Regions from separate parts of the Homo sapiens genome. Here region 1 is linked to region 2. Evidence: read pairs that join two places in POLR2A ChIA-PET (ENCODE). Cell type or tissue: IMR-90. All regions are shown on one strand. Links, peaks and the distances in the headings refer to the core of each region. The heading gives the core; the rest is flanking DNA.

Region 1 (9,953 bases), core at 73-8,072, 140 kb after region 2:
GAAATCAAAGAAATAATAAATAATTAATAAATAAATTAGCTAGGCCCATGGCCTAAGCCAGAGATAGCATGACCTGAACTCAGAGAACCATTAATGAAGGGATCTGGTGCCTTAACAGCACTACACTGTAAAAGGAAGCAGAGAATGCTGTCATTATGGATGATGTGAGGGAGACATGTGAGTGAGTCTATTCATGCTTTTTCTGTCTGTCCTTTGGGACACTGAAAATAGAACCATAAAATGTCCTCCAAGGATTATAATCAGACAGAGTGACTTGCAAAGACACTGAATCAATACTCCATACCTACTTAAATTATGTAAAATCTCAATAGATTTCATGAGAATAAGGAGTAGCTATCAAAAGAACATTATCAAAAGCATAAAGAAAAGAAGCATACTGGAAGCTAACTTCATGGATAGATCAAAATGAATTCAGGAACACCATTCTCTTTAGCAAAGGACAAAGGCATATTTCTACCTGATGGCTAAGTGATTCTAAGGCTTTTCCACTGTACCCCACAAACACAAACACACAACCTGAAAACCCTCAAGCTAGATCAGCAAAGCTCTAATGAAGAAGGGGTTCACTCCCGTCTCTACCATGTATTTTCTTTTGCTCTTACACTTGAGCACCACAAGAAACCCAGGGACTTCCAAACTAGTCACTTGTGACATTTTGCTCTCTATCCCTTCTTTCAAAACCCTAATGACTGAGAATCATTAGGGAAGACAATTTGACTGCATGGGAAACTTTGCCAAAGTGTGTAACCAATAAGCTGGTGTCTATTCAGACTTCTGCCCTCTGGACAGTTAGGAGACACCTGACATTATTTACAGATCTTCTTTTAAAGCTACTAAAGATAGTTAATGAAGCTACTTTAGCCCTTTGTGTGGTTCTCTTGAAGCAGCCTGGGTAGGAAACAAAAGCCTTGTGGGCTTCCTAAATTAAAGTTTATCCATCTGCATGCCAGTGGAACTCCAGGTAAGAGGAGAAATGAAATAACAGGGTTCAATTTAATAGAGAATCTAATTAAATCTAACTGATTAGCACTGAGAAGGGCGAAAGATTCATGAATGTTATGCCTCGCTAAACCTGGATATCCACAAAAAAACAATAATAATAATACAAAAGACTCAAGATATTAATACAGTGACCTGTTTTTGTTTAGCAGTTTTAATAATGAGATTGTTAAAAGCTGAATTACACTGGAAGGAATGTTTCGCTGAGTTAGTTAACCATGCCTATGGGAAGCCTAACTATTCAGAACACAAGGCTCTAACCAAGACAAAATTATACTGTTATAGTCAGCTGCCATAAGTGCAAGTCAAGAGAAAGGAAGGAAATAAACAGACCCATTCATTCATTCAACAATCATTTAAATAGTGACCTAACAGATAAGTGAATAGGCCAGTGTCTGCCCTCAAGGAGCTCACAATATTGATAGTGTCTTTAGGTGAACAAGTCTTCCAAAAGAAAATGTAAACCTGGAGTGACAGCTTCTGTTTGCCTCTCCAGATCTGTCCACTTGCCTTCATCCTGCTATCTGCCCCAGAAGGCTGCCCAGGATGAACTACAGTCATGTGCTGCACAAAAGCATTTTGGAGTGGTCTCATAAGAGTAAAACGGAACTGAACAATTCCTATCACCTAGTGACACCATAGCTCAGAGCTGTTGTAACATCACATTACATTTGTGGTGATGTTGATGTAAACAAACCTACTGCACTGCCAGTCATATAAAAGTGTAGTATGTATGATTATGCACAGTACATAATACTTGGTAATAAATGACTATGCTACTGGTGTACATATTTATTATACTTTTTATCATTATTTTAGAGCATATGTCTTCTACTTATTAAAAAAAAAAGTTAACTGTAAAACAGTCTCAAGACAGGTCTTCGGGAGGTATGCCAGAAGAAGGCACTGTTATCACAGGAGATGACAGCTCCATCCATGTTATTGCCCCTGAAGACCTTCCAGTAGGACAAGAGGTGGAGGTGGAACACAGTGATATTGATGATCCTGACTCTGTTTTAGTTTTTAACAAAAAAACTAAAAGTTTAAAACGTTAAAAAATTAAAAAATTTTAAAAATAGAAAAGAGCTCACAGAATAAGGATATAAAGAAACACTTTGTACAGCTATACAATGTGTTTGTGTTTCAAGCTAAGTGTTATTACAAGAGTCAAAAATTTTTTTTAATTTTAAGTTTATAAAGTAAGAAAGTTACAGCAAGCTAAGGTTAGTTTATTACTGAAGGAAAACATTTTTATATAAATTTAGTGTAGCCTACATGGACAGTGTTGATAAAGTCTACAGTAGTGTACAGTCATGTCCTGCGCCTTCACATTCACTCACCACTCACAGACTCACCCAGAGCAACTGCCAGTCCTGCAAGGTCCATTCATAATAAATGCCCAATATAACTGTATGATTTTTTCTTTTAAACCATATTTTTACTTTACCTTTTTTATGTTTAGCTACACAAATACTTACCATTGTGTTACAACTGCCTATAGTATTCAGTACAGTAATATGCTGTACTGGTTCTATAGCCTAGAAGCAATAGGCTGTACCATATAGACTAGGTGTGTAGTAGGCTACACCATCTAGGTTTGTGTTAGTACACTCTATGATGTTGACACAATGACAAAATCACCTAACAGCACATTTCTCAGTCCATTACCCCATTGTTAAGCAATGCATAATTGTGCATCAACAGGCTCCGGTGCTCTCTGCTTCCCATCAGGTTCTTCTAACAGAGGACTCTGGCAGGAAATGGGGAAGGGAGGGAGAGTAAAGTGATGTCTCTCCCTGTCGAGGGTACCTTCAGGCCCAAGGGCAGCAACAGCACAGCTACAACTAGTCCTGGGTGTCCCCTAAACCCACATCTTTGTAAACAGTCCTAGTGAAATAAACTGTCCTTCAGCATTGAGTGTGCCATCTGTTTTCTGTTACAACCCTGACTGTTTCATCTAGATAAAGTAAAAACATTAATGGCTCCTCTGACTTTACCTCAAATATTTTCTCTATTTTCTCCCTCTATAATCCTTCTCCACCCTAACTTTCAAAATTTCTAGGTTATTACCTGGGGCTATTTTCAAATTCTTCCCCAAGTTGGCAAACATATTAGGTAGAGCCCATCCAGGACAGAGAAGTTCTCCATGAAATGGCACCAAGATAACTCTAAAAGAGACTGAAGCAGACTTGCTTTGTTTTGAAACATGGCTGATGAACAAGCTCTAACTTACAGACACTTTGTAAGGGAAAAAAAAAAAAGCCTGTTCTAATATTTTTTTTTCAAGAAGGAGGCTATTATTTCTTCTTCACATCTCTAACTTAAGAGATGTAATGCAAAGGAATTAGCAACTTTCGCATTTTTTACTTCAAGAAAAGTTGCCTGAGGACAAAGACAGCCAATTCCCAAACTGGGCACAGCAGATGCAAATGACCCTGATGGTTCAGGCTGAAAAGTTCCTGTAAATAATACAGGAAAGAAAGGAAGGAGTTTAAATATCAAAATAAGCAGAAACTAGAAAAAAACAACAACAGTGAGGAGGTTTCTCCAAAGTCAATCTAAGAAATCTGCAAAAATGTAGAAACACCACAGAGTTTGCATTAAGCACTCAGAGTTTGCATTAAGCACTCATGCTTTTTTCACACATAGCTTGTTTTTAGTTCTTAGGGCTGGATATTCGTATGTTCCTATAAAAGCTCAATGGGCTCAGAAAGTGTGTATCACAAAAGGACAACAGTACACTCTTCTATCTGTGTACAGTGGAGAGAACGTGATCTAATGAACCTGGAGAAAGCTAGTAGTTGGGACATGGGGCTCTAAAAATATCTCAGGTGCTCAGTGAGGGCAGAAGCACAGTCTTCCAGTGGCTCCCTCCAGACTTGTCGACAAGAGAAAGACAAAGACCACTTCCTTAACCTAACTGATCTGCAATCCAAGTCACAGAGGGACCCAGATTCTGAGAAGGGACCTTCAACAATCAGGCTGGAGCAAAGTATTTTATTCAAACACTTTGGGATCCTAGGCCCATGGGAATCCTGGGGAAATGTCTATGATAGGTTTCTTCTAGACCTCAACCATCACGGCCTGTACTGCATGAGGAGGAATCTTATTAGTACCTAACAATGTACAACCTTGGATATTTCTCCAGATGATGACTCTGGATGTGCAAATGTGTGTGGTAAAACTGTTAAAATATTAACATGAATCTAAAAGGTAATAATGAGATGCAAAGGGAGAAAAGAGTACAGTATACTCTGCTACTCCAAGTGCAGTCTTCACACGCAGCATTGATGTCACCCGGGAACTGGTTAAACGTGCACAATCTCATGCTCCATCCCAGACCTACTGAATCAGAATCTGCAACTTAACAAGATCCCCAGGTGATCTGCATGCATATTAAATCTGAAACAGCTCTTTAAATGATTTCCTACATGACAAGGCTTTCTTGATAAATTAAACAAATTGGGAAAGAATATTAACAAAAAAGTGAAGAAAGCTGACAAATACCAAATGTCTTCTAGGGCTAGACACTGTGCAGGGTATTTTGTACATCTTATTTAATTTACAAAACAACCCAGAAAAAGAATTATAACTTTTTATAGAATTGTAACTTCTCTATTTCATAGAGAAGGAAATTGAGGCTCAAAAAGGTCAATAAGCTGACCTAAAATAAGATTCAAAGCCAGAAAGGCCTGGCTCAAAAGTCCACCAAGCTACCTTGTCATTCTGCTTCAGGAAACAGGCTGTGCCCAAAATTGGGCCCTGGTGAGCCAATGGAGCACAATTTATGCATATCTGAACTGAAACTCCTTTTCATTAGAATGAACAATTAAGTTGACCATAAGTTCTAGGAGGCAGACATTTCTGATTCATCAAAATGTTCCTCCATTTTCTCTTCAAGTTAAAAAACGTGTACGTTGCTGGATGGCCTGAGGCTTGGAGGGCTTTGCCATTATCCATTTCCAAACACAATTCCCAAATAGTTTCCTCCCAAAGATCCCAATGTTCTTAATTGTTTCGCAACCCAGAGTGATCTCAATATAGGGCTAATAGCTTGGTATGATTTCTGTAGCCCAATAATTGTAATGCCAGCTAACACAATGCCTCAGACACTGTTCTAAGCACTTTTTGTGTTCTATCTAGTTTCAAATCCGTGAGGGAGGGAGTTTCAAATCCATTTTATAATGAAGAAACTGAAGCATAGAGAGGTTAAATAAACTGCCCAAGATCATTCAGCTAGTAAGTGGCAAAGCCAGAATTTGAGCTCAGAGTCTTGGTTCTATGCTTTTAAGCATAATACTATACTTTATCTCTCAGGGAAAGGTTTCAGGAGTAGACCAGGATCCCAAAATTCAGGAGCCCCCAAAGCCTTCCCTGCATACTTATCTCTCACTAGCACAATTGACTGAATCCCTTTCATTGTTTAAATTCTTAGAAAACACAGGGTGGGAGTTGGAGGGAATAGTCAGCAAACACATACCAAAGTAACTACTACTGGGAAGAGGAGAAGAGGGGAGAAAAAACTGCCTAAAAAAAAGTTGTTGGGGAAAGCCAACAGGAGGCAGGAGCCTGGCCGGCCTGATGGAATCAGACAATAATATGACCCAAGTCACAGCTACTAAATACCAGCGGGGCCTCCAATGCCTGTGGTAAAGGCTGGTGTCACTCCTTTGGCTGGCAGAATACTTATTTTGGCTCTAACCTTCTAAAAATGCTAAATAATGATAATAATGGATGGGCGGCAGGCTTACAATCTCTGTGGTTTGGCAAGCGTGTCCTGGAATTGCATGTTCCTTCCCATGGATAGAGGAACCCTCCTATTCCCTGGAGGAAGGGTTCCTTATACTGTGTTTTGAGCAGAACAGTCCTGTCCCACTCTTGAGGTCCTAACTGCAGGATTTCTAGTGGTAAACCAATCTGGACTCTCCTAGAGAATGACAAGAAGAGAGGGGCATTCGATGACTAGTTACTATTTCTTTCCCTAGCATAATAATAACTATGAGAATACTTGCTAATTTTCCTAATATGGATCTGATCATACAGATATAGATGCAAACGAAAGAGAAAGAAAGAACCTCTATGAATCATAATCCGAGTCAACCAAATACATATCTCAGTGTACACATTTGCCTTGGGGAAAGGGTTTTATGTATACAATAGTTAATTCGCAAACACTTTGACATGTAGTGGGAAGCATCTTTAGGGTCAGGAAATGCTGAGGGTGTTCCAAGAGTTGTTACATGAAATAAATTGATTTTACTGCACTGTGCTCAAATGTTATGCTCAGAGCATCTACTGAAGGTCATTATAAGAAAGAGTCATGTGAACACCACTCTTGCATTTGTTTTCAGACATTGCAGAGGTGATTTTCATTATATTTTATGTGCTCTAAAGAATCCATGTGAGAAATGCATTTCAGAATTTAGCACCCCCAGGGAAAATACTGCCTCTTCTGAAGAACTGGAATGATTCCTCTATTCTGATCATGAGACCTCTATAACTTACTATTGCCCTTTCACCTTGGCCTCCAGGAATCTTAGTAAGTAAGATTAAACAAAACAATTACATTAAGTAATTAAGAGTTGGTATGTTTTTATTCTTTTCTTTTGTCCTAGTTTTCTACTTCTAATTTATTAACCTTACTGAATATTTTGGATTGTATAATTCCTAGACACTTTAAACATAAAGAAAATAGGCACTTGGTACAAATAGAATAAAAAACTGAGACATAGCAGATGGGAGGAATAGTTACGTTAGGGGAGCGATGATAAACAAGAGTACATTCTAAGAAGAGGGAGCAAGAATGGTGAGGAGGTCCAGTAGCCATATTCCATAAGGAATAGTTGAAACAACAGTGGATGTGTGGCTTAGAGAAAGAATAAGAGGACGCACAAGCGGTTCCTTCAAACTTCAAAGGATTCTACTATCAAAAGGAGGAGACAATTGGGGATATATAGATAGAAAGGATAGAGTTTGATTAAATAGAAGGAAAATCTTTCCAATGATTAGAGTGGTCCAAGAATGAAAAGGGCTAATTTGTGAAGCAGTGAGATCACTATGGTAACAGAGGGTAGAAAATGATCTCCTATTAATATCTCAAGTTGGGAGGTGAGTGGAATAAAAATGCACATAGGGAGAGGGCCCCTGAGTTCTGGGGTTCAGAGACAGCAGCGTCTTAACTTCAATTCCTAGGGAAAAACTATACTTCCTTGTCCTCCTCCAAATTTTAAAAATTTATAAATATTCTGTTCTACAAAAGATGAAAATGTATGTAGAAATGCTGAAACAAAAGGGTTAAATTCCTTGCTCTTTGCAAAATAGGAGAGGGAAGTAAAAGGAAAACTTCATGAAACAGTAGAGAATTTCCATTTTGTCCTGTCTTCCAAAATGTGGGTTCTTGGGCACAACTCTACTCCCCATGTTTATGAGGCCTATGCTGAGTTGAGACTACCACAAGAGCTCACCTTCACCCTCCATGCAATCTACCAGGCCCCTGACCTTGCACTGCACAATATACCCTATGGAAGAAGTACCTCAGGGGCAGATTCATTTGATCTCTTGTACAGCACTTTTTAAATATATATTTGCGGCTCTATGCTACACACCATGGGAGAACCAAAAGAAGTGCTGACAACCAATAACTTTCATGAACAATCTAATTACAAATCACAGCCCAAGTACACTCTAATCCATAAGGCAAAAAGCTGACCTAGAAAACCTATCCTTTGAAAAATAAATGATTGTAATCTCTTTCTCCAGATTTTCATTCCTTAAGTACCTACATATAGTTACTCCTGACACTCCCCCAAATTATAAATGTTATAAATACAATGCTTAACAAAACTTAGATAAAAATAGAAACAATATTGCAGATGATGTTGCATAATCACTATCTTGGATGTAAATATAAAAATGTCATTTAGTTTAGCACACTATTGGTAGAAGGGCTCAAAGGAGAGGGAAGTAATTTCTAATGGAACAAAAACTAACCTAGACCAGGAGATGTACCCAATTGGTAAGGTAATTTGCTAGAAAATAAATCCATTTTACACACTGCCAATCCATGGAGCAAAAGATGCTAACATTGTCTAAAGAGAGACAGTAGAAGAAGGGGAGAAAAAGAAGATGATCATTTCTGATCATTTCTAAGGTATACCAGTAAGGATAGAACCCTGGCTGGCTGCTTTGCAAGGTGGATAATGGGCTCCCTGCTACTGGACCAAACAGCAGCCTGCAACATCAGCCACTGTCCTTACATTACACCACCTGTGCCTCAGACTGCAGCTCTGCTCACTTTCTCTCTTACTTCATGATTCTTTCTATCCACATCTTTCAGTGGATATATTACTAATTTCTATAGCTGAAGTTTTAGCTCTGCAAAGCAATCTAGAACACTCTGCATTTTACATTGACATATGACATAGTGACTTTAAAAAATGAGTAATTTTTGGCTTGTACCTGCAACTCAGCTTTTACATCTCAACTGACACCACAAAGCCTTTCCCAAAACTACTCTTCCCCATTTAAATTGGGTTCTCCCTGTTCTCTCTCATAATCTGTTTCCTTCATAACATTTATCACAATCTGTGTACAGATATTTGTGTATGTTTGTTTAATATTAGTCTTCCTCCATTAGTCTAAGCTCCATGAGGGGAGGAGTCATTCTGTTCACCTTGTATCTCTAATACCTAAACTATTTGTTGATAAATGAATGCTGAATAAATGAATGAATGAACAAATGAATATACAATGTCAACTCCCCATTTCCCTGCTAACCCACCATATTCAGAGACAAAAATCTTCCCCTGATAAATGAATATGTACCAAATTAAAATCCTGGAACTATGCAGTCATTATATGACACTGGCAAATCTTGGAGAGTGAAATATCACTTTCTTTTGCTTCATTCAGAGTTTTATAACAGAAAAACCTATCTCATTCTTCTTTATATGTTTATGTGCTGAGATACAGAAAAAAAATCTAGAAAATTCATTATAGTCAATATTTTCCAACTTCCTTCTTTGATAAAAATATGAAAGAAGTAAGGATTTTACTTCTTTCCATTTTTCTGATTTATTCAAGAAAAATATGCCAATAACTATCAAAACATCTATAATATGACCAACATGAAAAGGAGGAAATAAAGAACTAGAAAATTCCAGTAAAACAGAAATAACATGTTATCACAGAAATGGCATTATGTGTAGAAGAAAAAGGGTTTAAGTGATAAAACCATCCAAGACATACCCAAACAGATTTCCCAGTCTGTTACTAGAAACACTGCTGCCATTATTGAAGGGATTGGTATTCCCCATTGGACTGAGACTCTGGAGACAGAAGACCTTGACAACGATTCTTTGCTTGCCCAAACTTCAGTCATGCTCCTGAACCAGCTACTAGGCCCATCTGTTCACCTTGCTAAATCAGTTTAGTGAGAACACCCCACCCTCAATATCTGATCACCCTTGATATCTGATAAGGTTCCTCATCTTCCAACATCCTCCAGGTAATGACTGATCACCTTGGCCTGCATTCAGCAAGAATCCTTTTAGGTCAGGTTAGCTGGAATCCTCATTACTCCTGATGTTTAATTTCCCATTCACTGGCTCCTACCCTGCTCCTTGGCTATAACTTCCCATTTGGCCATGCTGTATTCAGAGTTGAGCCCAATTTCTCTCTCCCATTGCAAAATCTCATCACAATGGTCCTTAAGAAAGCCTGCTTTGCCATGTTTTAACAAATATCATTGAATATTTTTTTCTTTAACACCCTTTACCCCTTTACGTGGCTCAAGTACCTCCCTTCCATACTGGTTTTTAGTTCATCATCTCGTTCCTCCCAGGTCCCAGCCACTACTCTCAATCCCCTGAAATTAATACAGTAGTTATAAAACTCATCGTAATGGACCCATGTGAGATGTCTAGCCACCCTCT
Region 2 (8,000 bases), core at 1-8,000:
AAATTATATTATGAATTTACTGAATTGTGATACAACTTTAGACCTAGAGCAAAATCTCTAGTTGGAGCTACTAGTTTGGGTTTTTTTTTCCACTTGTACATTTCTATATAATGAAAGCATATTATGTAATTCATTCTAGATTGTCTTGATTCCCCTTAAGTTACTGCTTAACTTTAGGAAACAATCAATTTCCTTGAGTAAGTGCTTTACATTGGTACCTAGTTTTGACAGCTTCATGCCATTCTAAATGTTGAAAAATGTTCTCACAGAGAGAATTTTGCTTCATCCCTAGAAGGACATCATGACAAACACAAAGACCTTGTGCAATTGAGGTTATTACATTGTTAGCTCTAAATTGTCATTATTTGGTTCTACATGAATTGTCTATGTAGCAAGGCAGCAAAATGAGGGGTAAAACTAGCAATAGCAATTTTTCTTTTAAAAATGTTTCCTGGATATCAATGTGTTAGTAGCAAAACTGGCTTAATTTTCAATTCATTAGCTTTCAAAGCATGTTCAAAAGTGAGAAAAAGAGGCAGAGTAAAAGTAATTATGATAGTAAAGAAGAAAAAGAAAGTTAGGGAGTCCACCACCTTAATTATAGAGCTACATCCATGAAAAGCCAAGTATTCAGTAAAAATTTGTATTTGTGTAAAACTGGTGGCTATCGCAATAACTTATGCATGAGAAAGGAGGTTTATACTTCTGCTTAAGCTCCTCTTCAAGCTAAACGTTATTTCTATCCTCAGCTACAACTTATATTTTTCCCTCGATAGTTTTTAATATTAATTCAAACATAGTGAGTCCTCCTTATTCCTCTAATTAATTCCAAAAAATGTCAATTCTACCACAACTTCTTCTACACCTGTTTCTTCCTATCAATTATCACTTTCACATCCTAGATCAAGTTATTGTTATAGTTCACATTAATTCTATTCCTAATCCACCTCTTTGTATCTTCTCTCCCCAATCTCCAATCCATTTTAAATGTTGTTATGAGATTAATCTTTCTAAAATATAATTGCAACCATGTTATTTCTCTGCCCCAAAGTCATCAGTAACATCCCCATTTTTCCTAAATAAAACTCTACTTTTCTTTTTCCAATATGCAGACTACTGTTTCCAATGCCCTCTATGATCCTCAACATCCCCCAAACACTAGGCTCTCTCACTTGGTTTGGGGTGTAGGGAGATTTCCCCCCTCCCTCCCCCCACACACTTCACCTCTTGGTAGAGAAGTGGACTAACAGAGAAGAAATCCCCCTTACAAATTCTCTCCCTCTCTACCTTCTCTCCCTATCTCCCCATCTCTTTCTCTTATATATTCAGTCTGCATGAGGAACCCAAGAGTTGTGTAACCAATTATCAGATATTTCCTTTGAAATTTTACATATTGAGTTTTTAATGATGCAATAAAGTCCTTGGTCCTAGTTAACTGATAACTCAGCTAATTACTTTAAATCAACACTTACTCTGTATTCGAATAGTGTGCATTATGACATACTGTTCAATAAGATAAGCAAGGTCCCTGACTTAGAGCTTAAATTATTGGAGGAGGGGGTGGATAATAGATATTAAAAATAACTCTGATGGCTATTTCAGGAGGAAATAAATAGGTTACTATGGTATCATTTAACACAGAAAGGAGAAGGATGTTTCAAATCTCATTACAAAATGTCTTTCTGTAGAATTGCTATTTAAGCTCAGATCTGATACATGAGAAGAAATCAGAAGTGGAGGTAGAGCATTCTAGATAAAGGTAACAAGAGCAAAAGTTCTGAGGTGAAAATGAGCTTGTTGTGTTCTAGAAACCAAAAGATAGTATAACTGGAGTATACTGAACAAAGGGAAAGTTGGGCAACACGAGACCAATGTACATAAGGCGTTGATACTAACATTAAAGACTTTGGATTTGATCCTAAGTATAATAGATTGTAATTAGCAAGTATAATGGGTATAATCATTCTGAAAACTTTTTGGAGAATGTTTGGGAGATGGCAAAAGTTGAAATAAGGAGACTGGTTAGGAGGCCATAATTGAAATACAGGTCAGAGATTATATCTTAGACTAATTATGGTAAGGGAGATGGAAAGGAGTAGTTAGATGTATGTTGGAGACTGTTATTAGTCTGTTCTTATGCTGCTGATAAAGTCATACCCGAGACTGGGCAATTTACAAAAGAAAGACGTTTAATCGACCCACAGTTCCACATGGTTGGGGAGGCCTCACAATCATGGTGGAAGACAAGGAGGAGCATGTCAGGTCTTACACAGATGGTAGCAGGTAAAGAGAGAGAATGAGAGAGAAGCAAAAGCTGAAACCCCTTACAAAACCATCAGATCTCGTAAGACTTATTCACTACCATGAGAACAGTATGGAGGCAACTGCCCCCATGATTCACTTATCTCCCACCAGGTCCCTCCCACAACATGTGGGAATTATGGGAGTACAATTCAAGATGAGATTTGGGTGAGGACACAGAGCCAAACCATATCAGAGACAAAGCCTTATTCAATGTAAGAGACAAAGAGGAGTCAAGGTTAAATTCCAGATGTCCAATATTTGTAACTGGATAAATGGTGATGTCATTTGCTGAGCTAAGGGAGACTGGGAGAAGACCAGGATTAGAGGGGAAAATCAGACAACTGGAAAGTTTGGCTGAGAGAAATGCTATCACCCAAGGGCCAATTCATTCTGGATCAGAGAGATCTGGACCTTTTTACTCCTTTGAATGAGAACCAAGAAGCATCTTGAAATTCAATTTCCACACAAGTGTGGAAATAGAAACAAAATCTCTTTTTAAGGATATCTGGTGCAAAAGGAAAGTTTTTCTTGTGCAGTATTGACTATGCATTTTAATGAAAATAATAAGGGCCATCCTCCCTCATTTTTCTAATTAAGGATGTCTCTGACAACCAGCATATCATAGGCCCCAGTAATATAATACATGATATCGGAAGTCAAACTATATCATGGGACGTTATTGTGAAAACCTAAAACTGATTTATTCTTTGATTTCAGCTATAAATGGGTTTCAAAGTTGCCAAAAAACAAGTCAATGTACTTCGTGTTCAAATCAATTCTTGTGACACTGAGAAAAAAAAAATTTTAAGAATAACAGTGTTGATATTTTGAAAAAAATTAATCCTTAGTACCCTCTCTGGTTATTTTACCTGAAAGAAAATTGCTTTCATATTCCTGAAAGCTATACTTCTTTCCATAGAAGGATGTTAGCAGAGAAACATAGTAGTAGAGTTGCTCATATCAGATTATAACACCACCCTGTATTGCACAACAAAAAGAATATGTTAAAACTAAAATATTGTCTAATGCCAAGAAAAAATGGCTAATTTGGCAAAAATTATATTAATCATTTTATAGTGCCCAGAAGAACAACAAAATAAGACTGATTTTTTTCTAATATAATTTTTTGGCTACACATGATTATAGCTTTCATTTCTTAGCCTAAGTAGTTTGGAAGTTGGAAACATTGTAGCATGAGCTTAGAAAGCTGCTGAATAAGTAGAAATACAAAATTATAGCATGTTTTAGACGAAATATTGCTTCTTAATGCCAAGTACTGTATGTGTAATAAATCAAACTGTCACCTGGTTTAATTGAATCAATAAAAGAATATGGAAATAGCTTATTAGGTTATCTGCAAATGAGGATGTAAAAGTACTGAAAGATGTTTGAAAATTGCTTTCTCTCTAAAATATTTAAAATTCCCCATAACAATTGATATATCCTATTATTTGTGCACAATTTTGGAAATGTCTGCGAAGCAAAAAAGACAAGTTTGAATTCAAAGCCCAATTTGAATGGTAACAAATTCTGAATTGAGAGATTCCAAATATAAGAACTTCCGCCATATTTCAAATTATGCTAAGAATACATGGTTTATTAGGATAATATTTATTATTTTTGCCTTGAATAAATAAAATTAAAGGGGATAATTCTAGTTCTTAGTACAACCAAAGGATTAAGTAAAAGTCTATTTCAAAACTGGTAATGAAATGTTTTATATGTACTCATCCTTTACCTTGATTGCCTTCTTTATGCCTTCCATTCCATTTTATACCACTCAGCATGTCGACATATTGTGACAATAAATATACTTTATTTCCAGTGTCATCAAATATGAAACCAGAATGCAAACTCAGAAGTATCAAAAATATCATTGTTCATTTTCTCTCTCAAAAAGGTGGACAAGAAAGAATGAAATATATAAAATTTTTGGATTATTTTAGCATACCTAGAATATATTTTGATTTAAAAGGGGACTTTTTTTCTTTCAACAATGTTCCTCATCTCGTTAGTACTTAATTTATCCCTTTTAGAATGAGAAATCATCTTTTTTTCTGTTTTTCACTTCCTTGGTTTACAGATAAAATTATATTATGCTATTACCCTGGTGATACCAAATATTTACAAAGATTTGGGGATTTTTTGGGGGGTTCTATTTTCAATTCTGCAACTGTTTTTTATCCTATCCAACCTCCTTCCCTTTCTCTGCATTTTTATTTTCCACTTTTTTATATTTTTTTCCTAGCTCCCTCTCTCATTTGCTTACTTTCACTCCCTCTCTCCCTGCCCACCCCCCCCACACACAGATACACACACACACATACACACACACACACACACACTCTCAAATGCTTTTTCTGTCATTCCCATGCTTCAGGTTTCTAGAAAACTCATTAGGTCATTCTTATATTAATTTTCTACTTGTTTATCATTTTTTCAATCTAGTCTTGAAAAACACATCTGGTTTCCATTCTAATCAGTATTCCTCTGAGAGTAGCATCATGTTATAGAAGTCAAAGAATTCTCAAATAATAACCCATAATGGTTCAACTTCTGGTAATTTAAACTTTTATCCAGTAACTTTAAAAGAGCTATTCATGTAGTCTAACTTGGCAGCCTTTTTTTTAAGATAAAAGTTTATGGAGGTGGGGTTTGTGTGGGTAATCATTTAAAGAAACAATATTTGGAAACCTTTTTCAAAATGACAAATTTTTTAAACTAAACATGGAAAATGATTCGCTATTTTCAATAGCTATTCATTTCTGAGAGTTCACAATTGAAATGACACAACTTATGTGCTGTGTAAATGAGGTGATAGTGAAGACTATGTACTGAAAAAAGAAGACAAAAACATTAGAACTACTAAAAAAGAGCAAATAGATGTTAAGTGAGAAATTATTGAAAACTACTTACAAAACATAAAGCTATGTGCATTATGAGAGGATATAGTATTCAGAGGCAGCATGAAACAACGTGGCCTATGGGGAGCTGTCAGGGTTCAAACGATTTGCAATCAGACATTCTGCATTTGAAATATTGTTCTTAATAATTGTGTGACATAGGCAAGTTATTTAACTTCTCTGAGTCCATCACATGTTACAAGAATAATAGAGGACAAATTTCCACTTGAAGAAGCCTAAAGGGCTGGAGAGTGGATGCAAAAAATAAATAGGGTGCTTTAGAAGATCCGAAGTGAGAGTACAGTTGTGAAAGAAGATAATTAGATAATTCTAGTGCCAGCATTATAGGTGAGATTGAGCAGAAACCTCATGTGGGAAGGTGAGCCTGAAAAGAAATGAGAACAAGGGAAATACTAGAGCCTGAATGATCCTAATAAACAGTAAAAGCAGAGATGAATACAGTAGAAAACAGAAAGAGACTAATCTTCTGGCATATATCTCTATTTTATATATTAAAGCCTTACATAACACTTACTGCATGCCAGGCAGTTTTCTAAGCATTTTATAAAGTTAAATAATGCAGTCATATTAAGTTGGCATTATTTTTATCCTCATTTTGCAAGTGATGAAACTAGTCTTAGGTATAGTTTGCCAGAACAGGGAAAGAAGTGGAATAAAATTTGAGGTGACTTCAGTTCTCCAGCAAACATTGCTAGAAAGTTAAACGAGAGATAGTTTTGTCCAGGAAGAAAATAGTAATAACAATAATAATTACAACAACAGCATTTATTGAGCCTTTATTAAGTGCCAGCCACTGTTTCAAGTTTCTATATATCTCTCTTTTGGCATATATATATATTCCTATTTATATATACATATATATAACTATATATATATAGAAAGAGAGAGAGAAGGAACAGTAATAAAAGAGTACAAGTACTCCTTTATCCTCATTTTCCAGATGAAGAAACAAGGCACAAGAGAATTTAAGTAACTTTCACAAGTTAATAAAGTTTGAAATAAATTGGAATATTGATACAGAAGGGCTAATCTGAAGCCTGAGCCTTTAGCCACTATTACTTTCAACATACGGTTTATTTTCATAAAGGGGGTGGGGAGGGTGTCCCTAGCATGCTTCACTTTTTCAAGTGTGCCGCATCTTAAAGTGGAATATGCTTGTTGACATGGTCAGTTCACATGTAAAGAACCCAAATAAGAAGCCCTCCAATACTGAAGTGAAACTTGCTAAGAAAGAAAGCATACTCATCTCCAGAGGACTCTCATGCCAGCCATCCATAATACTAAACTCAATCTTTAATCATACATATGAACCAAAGATGACAAACATTTGCAGAAAAGAAGAAAGATCAAAGTGAAGGCACCAAGAAAACTGATCCTTCATAAAGGCAATCCAAGAAATATAAAATATGTATTTCAAATTCTTACTAGAATTTATATACTCATTCATTTTTAAAATATTCACTATACACCTCCTACTATGTATCAGACTCTGAATTGTGGTAGTAAATGCCATGGTGATATAACCCCACCCCTCCACCCCCAGAAAAAACCACCACAACAACACATGTTACTTGCTCCCATGGAGCTTATTTGAAATTATATTGCATTATTTTAAAAGCATAATCTGACAGAAAATGAAGCAGAAAAAAACAGGATTAGGTATCAAGACTATGATAGCAGAACAAATAATTTGGCAGAATGGTTAAGTAATAGACTGAATATGGCTAAAAAACAAATAAATGATTTGTAATGTCCAGCATTCAAAATTAGAACAAAAAACAGAGAGGCAGAAAATAGAGAAATGTTAAAGGATATGGAAGATCAATTTAGATAGTTTATCTTCACTTCAAAACGAATTCCAGGAAGAAAATATGAAGGAAAAGCGAGAGAGCAATGAACACTTTACAAAATTGAATAAGAACTCAAGTGATCAATTGAAATGACCCACCAATGGCTAAGCATAATGAGTGAAGACCCATGTCATGGTGAAACCTCTGAACTCAAACAATAAGTAGAAAATATTGAAAGTTTCTAAAAATAAAATTTGCACAAGTTGCTTACAAAGGAACTAGAATCAGATTGGCATCAGATTATATCATTAGGCAGCACTTGATGCTAGAAGAAAGTACAGAATACCTACAAAGATTTGAGCAAAATGATATTAAGCTAAAATATATACCAGTTAAAATATTATTCAGATGCAAGTATAAATAAAAACGTTTTCTTGCAAATAAGAACTTCAAATGTTTCCCAACTTTAGACCCTCCCTGAAATAATTACTGTGGCAAAATAAAAAATGTTTCCAAGAGGAAATGTGGGATACAAAACAAAAAGGATGAAATACTACTCAACAATAAAAATAAACTATTTACTGGTATGTAGAACATGTGCATGAATCTCAAATGCATTATGCTAAGTGAAAGAAGCCAGACCCAAAAGGCTACATGCTGTATGGTTCCATTTTATGTTCTAGAAAGGCAAAAACTATAGGTACAGAAACAGATTGCCAGCGGATGTGGAGTGGGGATGAGAGATTGACAACAACCGGGCATGAAAGGATTACTTGGGTGATGGAACAGTTCTATATCTTGATTGTGGGGGTAGTTACACAATCATGTACTTTTGGCAGAACTCACAAAACTAAAGGTGAAAATTACAGCATATAAATGATACCTCATATATAAATACATATTATATATATATTAGTACTATATATAATTAATATAATAATAATATAATATATATATTAAATACATATATATTAGTACGAAT

Evidence for each region. Peaks named below come from ENCODE experiments on the same cell type or tissue, not always from the same donor. Only the 100,000 strongest peaks of a DNase experiment are listed, where the experiment ranks them.
Region 1: POLR2A ChIA-PET joins it to region 2 with 9 read pairs; 1 of 35 experiments calls an interaction of 5 or more read pairs at or near these places.

What each region holds. Positions count from the first base shown.
Region 1 is chr15:49,266,889-49,276,841 of GRCh38, reverse strand. All of the region lies in intron 5 of GALK2 (galactokinase 2), which reads right to left. Among named protein-coding and RNA genes, the nearest start is that of GALK2, 100 kb to the right of the region's middle. In IMR-90, for the core only: no CTCF peak of the experiment used is centred there; DNase peaks (open chromatin) are centred at 5,951 and 6,081; H3K27ac peaks cover 1,859 bases.
Region 2 is chr15:49,407,611-49,415,610 of GRCh38, reverse strand. All of the region lies in intron 11 of FAM227B (family with sequence similarity 227 member B), which reads left to right. Among named protein-coding and RNA genes, the nearest start is that of FGF7, 12 kb to the left of the region's middle. In IMR-90, for the core only: no CTCF peak of the experiment used is centred there; no DNase peak of the experiment used is centred there; H3K27ac peaks cover 734 bases.